Linked DNA regions of Homo sapiens: region 2 is linked to region 1. A link is a contact called in ENCODE Hi-C data. All regions are on one chromosome and are shown on one strand. Each heading gives the region's core, a stretch centred on a gene start or an enhancer-like site at or near the end of the contact. The rest is flanking DNA. Distances are from core to core; before and after follow the strand shown.

Evidence for each region. Hi-C counts contacts between places; a loop is a spot of excess contacts on that map. Pooled maps may share reads with other maps.
Region 2: a loop to region 1 is called in a pooled map, with 9 times the contacts of the local background. The contact joins the promoter of ZNF416 here to the promoter of ZNF470 in region 1. A Hi-C loop is called at or near these places in 7 of 50 pooled maps.

The regions. Positions count from the first base shown.
Region 1 is chr19:56,563,505-56,568,717 of GRCh38, forward strand. ZNF470 (zinc finger protein 470) reads left to right here and starts at 3,964. Exons shown (of 6, transcript NM_001001668.4): 1 at 3,964-4,534. ZNF470-DT (ZNF470 divergent transcript) reads right to left here and starts at 4,517. Exons shown (of 2, transcript XM_047439806.1): 1 at 3,569-4,517. The coding sequence starts at 4,517. The coding sequence ends at 3,579. RefSeq lists enhancers at 3,644-3,693, 3,704-3,913, 4,294-4,403.
Region 2 is chr19:57,574,898-57,580,241 of GRCh38, forward strand. It overlaps ZNF416 (zinc finger protein 416), which reads right to left and starts at 4,014. Exons shown (of 4, transcript NM_017879.3): 1 at 3,775-4,014; 2 at 3,160-3,201; 3 at 907-1,033. The coding sequence starts at 3,807. RefSeq lists a silencer at 3,704-3,923.

The sequences.
Region 1 (5,213 bases), core at 2,714-5,213:
AGGTCGCCTTAATCTCTTTACAGAGCTTTTGTGTGGTTAAATAGTACTGAGATACCAGCTTTGGTCTTTCTGAGGTTCTGGATTTTACAGCCATGCCCTTAGTTTTTATCTAGACCAGTTTTCCTAGCAGTAACTTGGATTTCATTTTTGCTTGGAAGCCCTTTCTTGTTTTTGGCATTGTTTGCCACCTACAGAGGCTAAGAATTTTCAAAATCCTAATGTCCTCTTTGTTAACAGTTATTCCCTCAATTTATATCTCTTCTTTTGCATGTTTCTGTAAGCAGCAAGAAAACAACAGCAACAGGACATTCAGCACATTCCTTGAAAATCTTAGCTACGTCACCCAGTTCTTCTTCCTGCATTAGCTGCAAATAACAGGCTGCTAAACTTTCTGCCATTACATAACAAGGACCCTCTTTCCTCCAGTTTTTAATGGAGTATTTCTCACTATCCTTTTAGCCTTCACCAGCACTTAAGACCCAAAATTTCTGGACAGTCCCTTTTCTATACAAGTATTGGACAAACTCCAAGCATCCCAACAAAGGCTTTAGCATTACCTGTCTCAGTGAGACAAGAGTTGGAGATTGAGTTCAACACAGTGAACTGCCTACTAAAAACAAAATTCAGACGGACTTTTTGTCTGTAGAGACAACAGAGTCTCTACAGTGTGTTACTCATAGAGTAAGAATTATTAGATATGTGAAAACATAAGCCACATTCAAGAGAAGAAAGCAATACAAATCCTTAAACACTGGTATTAGCAAACAAGAATGATAAAGCCCCTATTATAATTATTCTGAATGACATAAAGGAAAATGCTATTAATGGATGAGCAGATGGGAATTTCAGCAAATGAGTAAATCAGTTTGAAAATGGGAATTCTAAAACTAAGAAATACAATGTTTGAAAGTAAAAATCCACTGGATAGGTTTAACAGGAAATTTGAGGTGGCAGAATAGTTAATGAAGTTGAATATAGATAGAAATTATTTAATCTGAAACAAAAAGGATTGAAAGAAATTAAAAGGACTGAATAGTGCTGGTGATAATGTCAAAAGGTGACTTGTGATAATGCTTTGTGTTCTCTGATCTTCCTAGATCTGTGGTTTGGTGTTTGTTTTCTTGCTTTTAGAGACAAGGTCTTGCTTTGTTGCCCAGGAGGGAGTGCAGTGGCAGGATAATGGCTTGCTCAAGCAATCCTCCCACCTCAGCTTCTCGAGTAGTTGGGACTACAATTACACAGCACCACACCCGGCTAATTTTTGTATTTTTTTAAAGATGGGGTCTCACTATGTTGCCCAGGCTGGTCTCAATCTCCTGGGCTCAAGCAATCCTCCCACTTTGGCCCCCCAAAGTGCTGGTATGTATCACAGGCATGAGCCACCACACTGGCCTGGTGTCCTGTCATTAATTTTAGAAAATTCTCAGTCATTATTCAAATATTTTCTCTCCTTTCTCTCTTCCCCTCCTGGTATTCCAGTTACGCATATATTTCACCTTCTGTAATTGTCCCATGGTTCTTGGATATTCTGTTCTTTTTCTTTTTTCATTCTTTTTTTTTCCTCTTTGTATTTCAGTTTGGGAAATTTCTATTAACATATCTTCAAGCTCACCCATTCATTTCTCAGAGTGTCTTAGTCTGAGGGGCTCACTAAAGGTAATCTTCATGTCTGTTACAATGGTTTTCAATTGCTAGGATTTCCTTTTGATTCCTTCTTACAGTTTGCATCTCTCTGCTTACATTACCCATCTGTTCTTGCATGTTGTCTACTTTTTCCAAGATGCTTCTCCTTCTGTGGGCTTCCCTAAGAACTCCTTCTTAAATAGAGTCTGTGCCTTGCAGTTTTCTCTGTTGTAATCTACTGTTATTGACCAGAGCCCCATTAGTGTGGCAGTGAGGTACAGTGGGGAGGGAAGCATTCTATAATCTTATTATTAAATACTATTTTTCTAGTGGGCTTGAGGCCTTGGACTGTGATCTTCAGAAGCACTTCTTAGCCTTTCAAAAATCCTGCCTTACTGAGACAGACAGGCTATAGAGGGACTGGAGCTGGCCAATTGCCTCTCCCCAAGGTCCAACAAGACTCTAGTAAGTAGTTTTTCTTGGAGTGCAGGTGTTTATTATGGAAAATGTGGTGCTTACTTTTCTCCTCCCCTTGCCCAAAAACCTGAGATTTTTCCCCATTCTTCACTGAGAGAATTTGATAGGGTTTCTGGAGGTAAAATTCACGAAAGTGTGGGGGCCCATCTAAGATTGGGCCCCTAGGAGTTTTTAACTCACAAGTTAGCCCACACTAAGCCTCCAGCAATTCATCAAAATTATAAAAAATAAAAGTTTTTACCAGTTTATAACTCCAGTGGCTTCTGCTTCAAGTAAGCTAATCTTGGCTGTAATTTTATGTATTTTTCTTTCTCGGGATTTTGGGGTGTCAGTTACCTTTCTATCTTCAGTTCTCTGATGGATCTAAGAAAAGTTGATTTTCAGTTTGTTGAATGATTTTGTTGTTGTGAAGATGGGAATGAAGGCTTCCGAGCTCTTTATATGCCAGAGCTAAAATGAGAATATTATCATTTTCATCCAACTCAAATAACCACAAACGTTACAAGCTCTAAGATGATATTTGCTGTTTCATAGTTAAAGTATCTTCACAGCTAGACTTGGCTTTATTATGTTGTTTATGATGTCTGACATAAATTGGATCCAGGAGAGTCCAGTCTAGATGTCACTGTGTGGCCTTGGGTGATTGAGTGTGACTGGGAGGGTGAGTTAGTTTCTGGTGAGCCAGTATCTATGATGCTGTATCTTGGTCAGCTGGGGCTGCTATAACAAAATATCATAGACTAAGTGACTTGACTAAGAGACTTTATTTTTCACAATTCTGGAGGCTGGGAAGTTAAAGTGCTGGCACATTCAGTTCTTGGTGAGGGCCCCGTTGGCTTGCAAATGGGTTACATCCTGCTGTGTCCTCACATGGCCTTTGCTTGGTGGTTGTGTAAACATGGAGACCCCTCCTTCCTCTTTTTTAATAAGTGCACTGACCCCATCATAAGGGTATCACCCTTATGACCTAATCTAAAACCAGTTACCTCCCCAAAGTCCCACCTCCTAACGTCATCACACTAGGGGTTAGGGTTTCACCATAGTAATTTTGGGAGGACATATTCAGCCTATAACATGTTGTGTCATGGTGAGACTGGCAATGCTAGATTTCGTGATTTCCTAAAAAATAAAATAAAAATAAAAAACTAAGCACCTACTATGTGCTGTTTTAGTCACTGAGAATATAACCCTGAACAGGACGGAAGCTGTGTGCCTTCTTGGAACCCTCCTTCCAGCAGGGAGAGATAAAATGGGGTGGGGGGAGGTGAGGGGCGTACCGTATATCAGAGAGCAGTAACTAGTAGGCATGAAATAAAACAGGTTCCACACGCGCACCATCAGAAAGTCACAAGTGTGCAAAGCAGACAAATCCCAATCTCCTCACTTTTCTATCGCGTAGGCCCCGCCCGCGCCCCAAGCCCCGCCCTGTCATGGTTTTCCTCTCCAGAGGGTAGCCGCTACGCCTTACCGACTGCGTTTCAGTGCTGTCCCACTGCTCCTGCACACCCCACGCCTGCGACCCTACCCACCACGGACAGGCGCTCCTGCGAGCTGGAAGCCAGTTCTCTGCGTCCTGAGCCTGGCAGCTGCATCTGAACACTCGGAGCCTGGCGATGGCTTCCAGAAACCCCTGCGCCGTGGGTCGCTTCAGTGAAGGGGCCTGTACTTCGGCGACCCAGACTCCGGGCTGAGAGGCCTCCTAATCCAACCAGGAGGACCAGGAGAGGCCCAAAAGGGGACACAGGGCAGTGACCGCCAGGCTTGGAGAGGAGCCGCTCCTGGCAAAGCCAGCGCCCTATTTCTGAACGCCGCCTCCGTTCCGGACTACACTTCCCAGGGGCTATTGCAGCGGAGGACACGCCCACTTCCGGAAAGGACCCAAAGCCGGGCGAGTGCACGTCCCGCCGGTTGCTGAGGAGAAGGGAGGTCTGGGCGGGGCAGCGGCCGAGGCTGGACTGGGGCGCGGCGGGGGCGGTGTCCTGGTTCCTGTGTGGGCGGCGGGCGTGAGCGTGCGCGTGTGGCCTGGTGGCTGTGAGTGCCCATACGTGGTGAGCGTGCGGTGCTGTGCTGAGGAGGGGCGAGCGCGCGCGGGGATGGCGGCCCGGTGTGTGACTGTCCGGTGCGTGGCCGCGAATCTGCGCCTGCGTGCATGGCCCGGCGGCGTGCGGAAGGCGGTGTGTGTTGGAATGAGTGAAGCACTTTAAGTGGCCAAGAGCAGGAAACCCGGCCGGAGGAGGCTTACCCCGTTCTCCCCTGTATCGACTGCGTAGAGCCCAGTGTGGGCAAAGTCCTAGAGCCCGGGGAAGTTGCCCGGGCGGGGCAGCCTCGGCTGAAGCATTTCCTGTCAGCCCTATCTGGAAGGGGCAGAGCCCAGGACAGGGCTCCATGTCCACAGGACGGCGAGGAGCGAAGACCATGGGGACTGAGTACACAGGTAAGAGTGACAGATGACGGATGTGGCTGCCGGAGTGGACATTGAGGTTTTGGGTGCTGTCTTTCGGGGTTCAGGTGCTGGAGGAGGATGTCCCCCGTTTCTAAGGCTAGTGGACCTGGAAGTCGAAAGATTTGGAGGGTCACCTTGGGTCAGAGTGGAGCTGGGTTTAGTTAGGGAGGGACCTTGACTTGGCCAGAGACACCTAACCAGATAACCTGACTCAGGTCCTTGGTATATCACTAAGGGCCCATGGGAGAGAACACTACCCGTAATATTACCCATTATAGCATTACTTCTGGGTACTCTGCTGCTGTTGAAGGAATAGCTCAGCATTTAGATTTTTACCCGTCAGAGCCTTGTCCCATCTATCACTGTAGGATTTGGGAAGAAGGCGAGATTCACAGCTTCACCCAGAAATGCCGAGGCATTCCAGCCTTTCTATGGCTTAATCACGTTCTAGTCAATAACGGAAGATATCCCCATTCCTTGGGCTTCTCTCCCTCCCCTCTGGCCTCCCACTCCAATAAAGAGAAAGGGGGAGGAAGGGCTATTTTTAGCCATATTGTTCTGTGCTTGTTTAGTTTCCTGCATGCTATAGTAATAGCTAATGTTTAATGAGTGTTTATTATGTGCCAGACACAGTTCTAAGACCTTTTGGGAGTATCAGCACCAAACTTCA
Region 2 (5,344 bases), core at 2,764-5,263, 1.0 Mb after region 1:
ATTGGCATGTGCACAACTCACAACATATCGTGAGTGGGTCAGTGTTGGAAAACATGCTGGGGGGCAGTGCAGAGAAACTGGTGACACATGGAGGGCAGGAAGATGGGGGCAGCACGAGGCCGGATGTCCCAGATGAAGCAATAAGCCAGCAAAGTGTCAAGGAAGAGGAAGAAAACATAGAAATGAGATGTGTCCAGTGGCATTAGCACCAAACTCTGGATGACACAGGGCAAATTCCTGGTAAGATTAGAAAACAGGCTGGATGCCATGTCCTCACCCAGGTGCCACTGACTGAGGCCAGGCTTCCTCTGAAGCCATATTCCCATCTTCACCCTTTCCAACAACCAGGGCTTTCCCACCACCTCTAGATGTGCCACTACTTGGGACCTGAATGAAGCAAGTCCTAAGGGAAAGCTGGGACAGGTGAGTATCCTGCAGTGGCCCAGAGCAAGTCAGCAGCCTTGAGAACACAAGAAAGAAAATTAATATCACACAGATCCTTGAAGGAGGTTCTGGCAACCACAGCTCATGGTCCATGTAAATACTGATGAGGAAAATTCTGCAAATTCCTAACACAGGTAGTCAAAGGAAATGTCATCTAGGAGGCAGAATTTGAGACACAAAGTACCATGAATATGGACACAGCCACCCAAAGAGGAAGTGAAGAAGTAAACGGAGATGCATTAGGCTGACTCAAGACACCTAACAGCCAGACCCATCCCTGTGCATTTTGGGACAGCAAATGTCAGGGCTGATTAAGGAGTGCAATGATTTCATTCCTTACACCACAGCACATACGCCAAGACAGTGGGGAAGTCAGCAAAGCCCACGGTCCGGCAGAGCTGCCTCTGAGGAAAAAGAGGATAGACGAAGACCAGGACACGAGAGTGGGTGTGAGGGCCTTACCCAGCGCAGTTATAAGTGCAAAGTTCTCCAGCATCACATCGCGGTACAGGAGCCTCTGAGCCTCATCAAGGAGCCCCCATTCTTCCTGGGAGAAGTAAATGGCCACGTCCTCAAAGGTCACACAGCCCTGCCATGATGGGGATAGATCTTTCCATGATCAGATTCTCTCCTAGGACCCCAAGTTCATGCCCCCCACACATCCTTTCCCTGCTTATCCCCATACCTAAGCCCCACCTCAGAGGAGATACCAAGACCTGGTGGCACTGATTCCTGCCCTCTCCTCATGGTCCCATCATCACTGTGTCTTCCCACAGCACCAACAGGCAGGTGGGCCAGGAAATGCCATTTTAAACTCTGGGTCTAGCATATAGGGCTGGATTTTGTCTTGTCAGACAGTTCTCCTGGGGTTTCCAAAATTATGCCACTCACATACAAACAATGATGAGGTTTGCCATCATTCTTATATCCTCAATGCCATGGCCATGGGTTGTTCAGTTCACACTTCCTCTCCATATGCACATCACTCTTTGAAGCACACACTCTCTCAAACAATCTCACTCCCACGGCTATTTCCACCCTGTTGCCCCACACCATAGGCATCTCTCTGGCATCCCCACGATAGTTGGAATGCAACATTCAGAAAGTGCTTGGCAAACTGAAATGAGGTCCGGTGCCACTCAGGCTGAATGGTCCCCACTGCCAAAGGCAGCCCTTCAGAGACCCTGCTCTGAAGGCCTCCCTGCCTGACTCTGTCCCTTTCTACATCCTCAGTCACCCAGAAATACCTGGGGATCTGACACCGATGGCCCTCTTGCACTAGCGCTGCACTTGATGTCCTCTCTTAAGTCACAGCCTTCCTCTCCTGCTAACCCTCATTCAAAGTCTGCCCCAGGGGACCCCCACACCTCAGGCCCAATAACTCCCAGATGACCACCTGTGCCCCTCAACTTATCCACCTCCCTGAAATTCCTGACACCTCAAGGGTTGCCACAAAACCCTGGTAGATATATCCAGAGTGCTGAGTAAGCACTAGTTCTGGTCTCAGTGTCATCTTGTCTCAATTACTTCCAAGCATTGATCTCATGCCCACTCTTCTCCTAGATCCTTGGCCACTTGCCAGATCATCCTTGCTCTCACACCCTACCATAGCCACCTCTCTCCCATACCTGTCTTTGTGATTCCCACCATGACCAACCATGTCCCCAAGCAGGAGAGCCAGTAGTGACCCCCAACCTTCCTTCCCTGGGCTGGTAATAGCATTACCAAAGTGATCACGATTCCACCTCCTAATTGTGTCCCAAGCTATACCCCTAGGCAAGTAGTGGCCACCACCTTTTAAATGTCTCTATCCTGAATCCCTCAACACAGTTCTAGTCCTGTAGGATAAACTATCCACTTCATGTCTAAACTAACTGTTCTTTGAAACATCTCAGACTCTAAAAGATGTCCCATTGGGCCATGTTCAGATGATTTTTATTAAAAAATTTTAAAAATAAAGATGGTCCATATCAAAATTTCTGATTATCTCTAGAGATAACTGACTCTACTACCAACTTTACAATCCTCGCTAGTGGAGCTTCCATATTTCCAGCTGCTAAACCCAAACACCTTGCTTTTACCCCTAAATCCTACTTTTCTATCTCAAAATCCAGGCTTCCCTACTTAAAAAAACTGATCTAAAATCCAACTACCACCTCCACAGCCACCACACAAGTCCAGCCACCAGTAACACTCACCTGGACTACTGCAGCAGCCTTCTTCACTATCTTCCTATCTCATACCTCACACTCAGCCTGTTCTCTCAGCTTGGCCACACACAGGGAACCTGATGAGACCTGGATCAGATCACATACCTCCTCTGCCCCCAAACTGTCATTGCTCATCACACACTCCAGAAGAAACACCCGACAACTGACAGCCATTTTTTGTCTGATTCCTGCATCCCAGCTTTCAGTTCCCATGAGAAAGAAAACAGCTGTAGTTTCCTAAACCAGCTCAGCCTGACCTTCAAGCACTTGCTCATCTGGTATCTAAGCCTGAGACAACGTTCCACACCTTACTTTACTGGTTCCCAGCAATAGGAACCATTCTATACCAGCTTCCAGCCTGGATGTATGACCCTGGGACTGATGTTTGTTCAGGATTCCTAGAACCAAGGACCCAAAGAGTGCCAAGAGAAGAGTCCCAGAACACAATCTCAGAGACAAACACTGGGGTCAGCATCAGTGAGGGCCCGAAACACTCTCCACTCACCTGTGTAAAGCCCATAAGTTTAGCTTCTGCAGTCACGGGAACCTGCGGGAAGAGGAAGGCTATGAGAGGCAGGTAACTATGGTGGAAGCTCCATGGGCTGATGCCTCCTTGTTTCCCTGCGCAGCCCTGGAGCCAGGTGACTTGGTGATGACTAAATTATTATTGCTCCTCAGTTCCGTGTGACTCTTACCTGCTGTGGGACCTTGCACAAGGACTCAACTTCCCTGTGCCTCGGTGTTATCCCCCTTCCAGGCTGTTCCAACTCTGAGTAACTTTAGAAAAAATTTGAAAAGTCTAACTCAGACCATGTGCCTCGTCTGTTCACAACCACCCATGGCTCTCAGCGTCTTGAAAAGAAAGAGCCTCATTTTACCATTCGGGCGTGAACGTTACTGGCTCAATCGTCCCAGCAAGATTCACAGAAACCGGCCCCTCCGCCTGCCACACCCTCCACAGCCCACGACACCAGGCTTGTAAATGGGAGCCCCACCCGCGAGGGCCTCATAGTCCTGGACTCTAGGGTCGGGCTGCAGGGACGCAAGCAGGCGCCCCTCATGCAGGGTGTTGGATTTCCGGCGGAGAGGGCAGGTGAGGCCCGGGAGACGCAGCACTCACCGAAGTCGAATCCCTAAGCACGGCCGCCGCCATCGGATTGTGAGCGGAGCGGGGCCGGGAGCGGCGGGCGACCCGGGGCGGGAACCCAGGCACGGCTGCCACCAGCGCCAGCGACCCACCGGCTGATGCGCAGCGGGGCGACCCCCGCTCTGTGCCGGAGGCAGCGTTTCTAACTCAGGCGGCGTGGGCCGAGGTAGAGAACCACCAAAATTACCATCTCGGAGCGGTGCCGGAAGTCCCGCCTTACCGTATGCAACAAACGGAGACAGGTCCGTTCCTGAACGTTGATTGGCTCCGCGTCTTTGCAGCTTGGCGCTCGGCATTATGGGTAATGTAGTTCTCAGAAGCCCAGGGTTCCGGTGCCCTCCCTGAGATTCACCCGGAACAAGGGCTAAGCGGCCCGCGGAGGGCGCTAGGAAAAGGCGCGACACCAAGAGCGAGACAGGGACTTGCTGCTCCTTAAAGGGGCCGCTGGCCGATTTCCGCAGTCCCATACCCACTGAAGGGAGTGTCTGGGTTAAGATAAGAGGTTGTAGAGACCAAGGTTCTTATTAAGCAGATGAAGCTTTCACGCAGCAGGCTTCAGAGGGAATAGATTGTAAATGTTTCCTATCAGACTTTGAAAGGTGCCAGACTCTTAATTCTTTCCTGGACCATGAAAATAAAAAAACCCTGGAGAGGAAAGGGGATTCTCAGCAAAATGCAGATTCCACAAGACACACCTTTGCAGGGCCTCTTCAAAATATGTCAAATAAATAAAGTTTAGAGTAAAATACTTCAATTCCTTTCAGGGCCTGCTATCTGTCATGTAATGCTATACTACAATCAGGCTGGAATTCACTGTCTTATTGCTACAAGAAGTCTTAAAATCTCTGTTTTAATGTTAATGCTGGTCAGTTGTGCCTGAATTCCAAGGGGAGGAGGGCAAGTCTGACCCTCACTTCCCATCACGTCCTGAACTAGTTTTTCAGATTAACTTTGGAATGCCCTTGGCCAAGAGGAAGGATGCATTCAGATGGTTGGGGGGCTGGGAATTTTATTTTTGGTTTACACTTCTCATGCCTCTTGGAATCTCTGAACCACATACAACGGCCATTTGTTGAGTAAAAGCTTCCAATGCAGGAAACTGTCTCTTTCAGCCTCATGCTATACACCATTAAAACAGTAATTACTGGCAATAAGACTGGGCTTTCTTAAACATACAGGATCTCACAGACCATAAGCCTATGATCCTTCATACCAGCTGCCCATAATACTTTTGGTTTTGGAAGCAGCACCCCATAACCTCAGCATGGCTACCAAGGCCTCCTTAAGACAGGGTAGAATGAATAAGATCTAGTATTTGATAGCACAGTAGAGAGACTACAGTCAACAGTAATTTATTGTACATTAAAAACAACTAAAAGAGTATTATAACTAGAATGTTTGTAACACAAAGAAATGATAAATGCTTGTGTACCCTGATATGATTATTACACATTGTATGCCTGTATCACAATATCTCACGTATCCCATAAATATACATACATACTATGTACTCATAAAACTAAAAATTTTAAAAGACAGATAA